2 separate regions of the Homo sapiens genome follow, and region 1 is linked to region 2. A link is a loop called in an ENCODE intact Hi-C map of the cell type or tissue named here. Cell type or tissue: heart right ventricle. All regions are shown on one strand.

Region 1 (2,500 bases), 110 kb after region 2:
TCTCTCATTTGTAAGTGAGGATCGTAAAACCCCCTTTCAAGCAGGTGTTCTTTGAGGATGTGTTTCAAAAAGATATTTCATAGTCTGGGGTTACTGAAATCACTTTCAGGGATGACAAAATCAGTTGAACAATTCTCAATTGGGTGTATTTTATATGATCATGATCATCATCAAACTGCACGTAAAAATCAATTCTACGCACAGAATCCTATTAGAGTGGGAATTCACCTGATGGATCTAGAAAACACACATCACAGCCAGAAATAAAACCTCTACCTCCCCAACCACCTTCACTTCCTATCTAAATTGGCAGATAAAGAGGTTGAAATCTTCTTAAAATTAATCACATGCTGACATGTGTATCAGAGCAATTCAGGGCTGAAGGGCTTTCCGACTCAAGGCCACTCCCTTGCTTCCTTCTTGAGGCTTTTGTGGGACCCTCACATTCCTTGTTAAAATCCTTTTCACATTCGTCAGTAAATTCACATTCGATCTCTCCCCACACCCCCACCACCACACACCCAATGCCCAAACTGTGTTTCTCAAGAAAGGGCTTTTGAAGCCAGGTGTGCAGTGGCCCACGCCTATAATCCCAGCACGTCGGGAGGCCGAGGAGGGAGGATCACTTGAGCCAAGGAGCTCCATGCCAGCGTGAGCAACATAAGGAGACCCTGTCTCTACAAAAAATTGTTTTAAAAGTTAGCTGGGTGTGGTGGTACGTGCTGATAGTACCAGCTACTCAGGAGGCTGAGGCAGGAGGATCCCTTGAGCCCAGGAGTTCAAGGCGCAGTGAGCTATGATGGCACCATTGCACTTCAACCTGGGCAGCAGAGTGAAATCCTGTCTCAAAAAAAATAAAAAATAAAAAGGAAAGAAAAGAAAAAGAAAAAAAGAAAGAAAAAAGATTTTGGTTTACTCATGCAAATAGATACTGAACACCTGTTACATCACAGAGTCTCCAAAAAAGTTTGTTGAATGACTAACAATTCTAGTCTTTCTCCACCATTTTACCAGTGAAAATGAAAGGCATAAACAAGGCTGAGGAGTTAGGAAATTATCAGGAGAACAAAAAGCCAGGAGACACAGCTGGTAAGTGTCTGGAATTATTCTGTAGGCCTTGCGTGTGTGGTATTTCTTGCCTGGGAGTCTTGCTAGAAGCAAGAAGCAGACAAGTGTATATTTTTTATGAAAATGATCTATTTATTTGGGGCATGTGGACTCAGGCCAGATGTGTGCAGGAAGAGAGTCCTGCATAAATTAGTGCCCATCAGATGAGGGCTCAGAGGGTGTGGGGACAGGTAGAAGGTGTGTGGGCTGCAAGGTAGGTGCCAAGTGTAAGCCCTAGACTCGTGAGGGGCCTGAGCATCTCAGCCAGGTCCAGAAAGCAGTGTGCGACCCAAGACCCTGGGAATGTCCCCGTCCCTGCTTACCTTGCTTTTCTGAAAGCGGCTCTGAGGAAGGTCTGTGAGGCAATGCCAGGCTTGCTCAGGAAGCACGATGCTAAGAAGGACCCGGTGCCTTTCAAGGGTGCGTGGCTTCCTGTGAGCACGAGTTATCTCCCTCACCCAACTGTACTAAGTTCAAGTGGGGTTTTTTGATAGAAGTAGGAAGCAGAAAATGATTCTTAGTCATTTCCCAAGACCGAAGGCCAAGAAGATGTGCCAAAAAAAGATTAAGAAAAAAAATGAAGTCATTTTCTTTTTAAAAAAGATTTTTAGTTTTTTTAAAAATACAAAAATGTATTTGTTGGTTTTTAAAAAAGAGATTTTTTTAAAGAAACAGGGTCTCACTCTGTCACCCAGACTGGTGTTCAGTGGTGCAATCATAGCTCACCGTAACCTTGAACTCCTGGGCTCAAGTGATCCTCCTGCCTTAGTCTCCCAAGTAGCTGAGACTAGAGGTGCAAGCCACCATGACTGACTAATTTTAATTTTTGGGGAGATAGGGGTCTTGCTATATTGCCCAGGCTCATCTTGAACTACTGGCCTCAAGCAATCCTCCCACCTCAGCTTCCTAAAGCACTGGGATTACAGGAATCAGCCACTCCTTTTTCGCTTTTTAGTTTAAAAAAAAAAATTCCATTTAACTGGCCATATGCGGTAGCAATGATCTCTACATTTTGGATCAGCAACCTGTTTGCTAGTTTCTCATCATGGATATGCAGGGGCCAGCAATCAAGATGTGCAATGTTCTCCTGACAACTGGGATCTGAGAGGCCAGGGTGAGAAGGAAGGCCAGAGATAGTCAAGAAAAAGGATATTCAAGAAGAGAGAAGAGAAAAATTTGTCCAAATGTATGTGTCTGTGAGTGACTTGGAAGGCATCAGCCAACCACATTCTTTGATTCAATAGTTGACATGGCCTCAAACCAGTGTGAAGTGGCCTGGCAACATAGCTTCAAGTCCTTTTGAGTCAGGAAGACCCCTCACCCAAGCGCCTTCTGCTTGGGGATTGCGGAGCTTCATTGGCAGTGGTCTTGGCTGAGGTCTTGATCTTCACTT
Region 2 (2,500 bases):
CAGTCACTCTTTTCTTCATTCAGCAAACATTGCTTGGATATGTTCTATGCTCCAGGCTTTGTGTCCTGTGGCAAGGATGGTCTTAGTCTGTTTTCTGTTGCTTGTAACAGAATACCTGAAACTGAGTAATTTATAAAGAAAAGCATTTATTTCCTACAGTTATGGAGGCCAAGAAGTTCAAGGTGGAGGGGCTATATCTGGTGAGGGCCTTCTTGCTGGTGGGGACTCTGCAGAGTCCTGAGGGGGCACAGGGCATCACATGGTGAGGGGGCTGAGTGTCCTAGCTCAGATCTCTCTCCCTCTTCTTATAAAGCCACCAGTCCCATTCCCATGATGACCCATGAATCCATTAACCTATTAATCTATTAATCCATGAGTGGATTGATCTACTTATGAGGGCTGAGCCCTCATGACTCAACACCTCTTAAAGGCCCCACCTCTCAATACTACCACATTGGGGATTCGATTTCAACATGAGTTTCAGAGGGACAAACATTCCAACCATAGCAGATGGATACAGGCACACTGGTCCTCGTCCCCTGAGGAGCTCAGCTGAGGAGACAACTACATGCAGGACAACTTTTATGAGACTTTTACTTCAGAAGGTACTTGTCGAGTCCTGTATATCCTGATCTCTGCTGCCAGCCCTGGTGTAATAAGGCTGCACTGGTGTCTCTTTGTACTAAATCATAATTTTTTTTTTTTTTTTTTTTGAGACAGAGTTTCACTCTTGTTGCCCAGGCTGGAGTGCAATGGTGCGATCTTGGCTCACCGCAACCTCCGCCCCCCCGGGTTCAAGCAATTCTCCTGCCTCAGCCTCCCAAGTAGCTGGGATTACAGGCATGCGCCACCAAGCCTGGCTAATTTTGCATTTTTAGTAGAGATGGGGTTTCTCCATGTTGGTCAGGCTGGTCTCGAACTCCCGACATCTGGTGATCTGCCTGCCTCAGCCTCCCAAAGTGCTGGGATTACAGGCGTGAGCCACCGCACCCAGCCAGAAAACTCAGAATGTTTTTAAAAAGTTTACGAATTTGTGTTGGGCCACATTCAAAGCCATCCTGGGCTGCATGTGGCTTACAGGCTGGGGTTGGACAAGCTTGTGTTAAACTTTTCTTGTTTTCCAGATTACCTGGCAGCTGTGGACAAGTGGTTGGGAGTCCTTCTGCCCAAGATGAAGCCTCTCCTCTATCAGAATGGAGGGCCAGTTATAACAGTGCAGGTAACCCTGGAGTTGAGCATGGATGGATTGGGGGAGGGGTTCCCATCCATCTACATTACATAAATGATAGAAGTGATGCAGACATGAGCCTCATAGGTCTGTTTCTTTAAGAGGTAATGCCACAGATAGTGCTTTTAGTTCAATTGCATTTGGGAAGGCATTGCCATTTTTGAATGCCTGCTATGTGGCAGGCTTTGTGCTGGGTGCCTTGTAAATGCTATTCAATTCTTCCAACCACCTTCTTTTTTCAGTGAGGAAGTTTGAAAAGGTTAAGTGACTTGGCTAAGGTCACCCAGCCAGCAGGTGGCAGAATTAGGATAGCACCCTAATTCTGTGGATCCCAGAGTTTGTCTCTCTGTTTCTCCTGCAATATTGTTTTCTGGCAGCAGGCATGCAGCGTGGACTGAAACACTTTGGTATCGGCACTGCCTTGACAGTCAGATAACCCTGGAATGGAAAAGGATATGGTCAATTGGGGCTGGCTGTTATGTTTCCTCTCTTACTTCCTGCCCCATTCTCCTTCTTCTATGTGTTCTTGGCTCTGCAAGGACTAATATACTGTGGGGTACATTGAACTTTAACAGTTTTTGGTGTTGGTAAAATTACTTAGGTGAAACATAAAACCATGTTCATTGGACATTGACCAAGGATGCCATGGATGCTCTTTTTTTTTTTTTTTTTTTTTTGAGAGAGAGTCTCATTCCGTTGCCCAGGCTGGAGTGCAGTGGGGCAATCTCGGCTTACTGCAACCTCTGCCTTCTGAGTTCAGGCAATTCTCCCACCTCAGCCTCCCATGTAGCTGGGATTACAGGCGCATGCCACCATGCCTGGCTAATTTTTGTATTTTTAGTAGAGACGGGGTTTCGCCATGTTGGCCAGGCTGGTCTCAAACTCCTGACCTCAGGTGATCTGCCCGCCTTGGCCTTCCAAAGTGCTGGGATTACAGGCGTGAGCCACCGTGCCCGGCTATGACCAAGGATGCTCTTATGGAAAAGAGTAAAGGTTTTTTGTTTTTTTTTTTAGGAGACAGAGTCTCGCTCTGTCGCCCAGGCTGGAATGCAGTGGCACAATCTCGGCTCACTGCAACCTCTGCCTCCCAGGTTCAGGCGACCCTCCTGTGTCAGCCTCCCAAGTAGCTGGCATTACAGGCGTGCACCACGATGCCTGGCTATGTTTTTGTATTTTTAGTAGAGACAGGGTTTCACCATGTTGACCAGGCTGGTCTCAAACTCCTGACCTCAGGTGATTCACCCACCTCAGCCTCCCAAAGTGCTGGGATTA

The links. Hi-C counts contacts between places; a loop is a spot of excess contacts. Peaks named below come from ENCODE experiments on the same cell type or tissue, not always from the same donor. Only the 100,000 strongest peaks of a DNase experiment are listed, where the experiment ranks them.
Region 1: it touches region 2 in a loop (2.7-fold over the local background); 73 of 110 quality-filtered maps call a loop at or near these places.

The regions. Positions count from the first base shown.
Region 1 is chr3:32,950,621-32,953,120 of GRCh38, reverse strand. CCR4 (C-C motif chemokine receptor 4) reads right to left here and starts at 1,477. Exons shown (of 2, transcript NM_005508.5): 1 at 1,431-1,477. In heart right ventricle, no CTCF peak of the experiment used is centred here; a DNase peak (open chromatin) is centred at 1,421.
Region 2 is chr3:33,064,182-33,066,681 of GRCh38, reverse strand. It overlaps GLB1 (galactosidase beta 1), which reads left to right. Exons shown (of 16, transcript NM_000404.4): 5 at 1,125-1,219. Among named protein-coding and RNA genes, the nearest start is that of GLB1, 32 kb to the left of the region's middle. In heart right ventricle, a CTCF peak has its summit at 1,479 (motif pointing right); no DNase peak of the experiment used is centred here.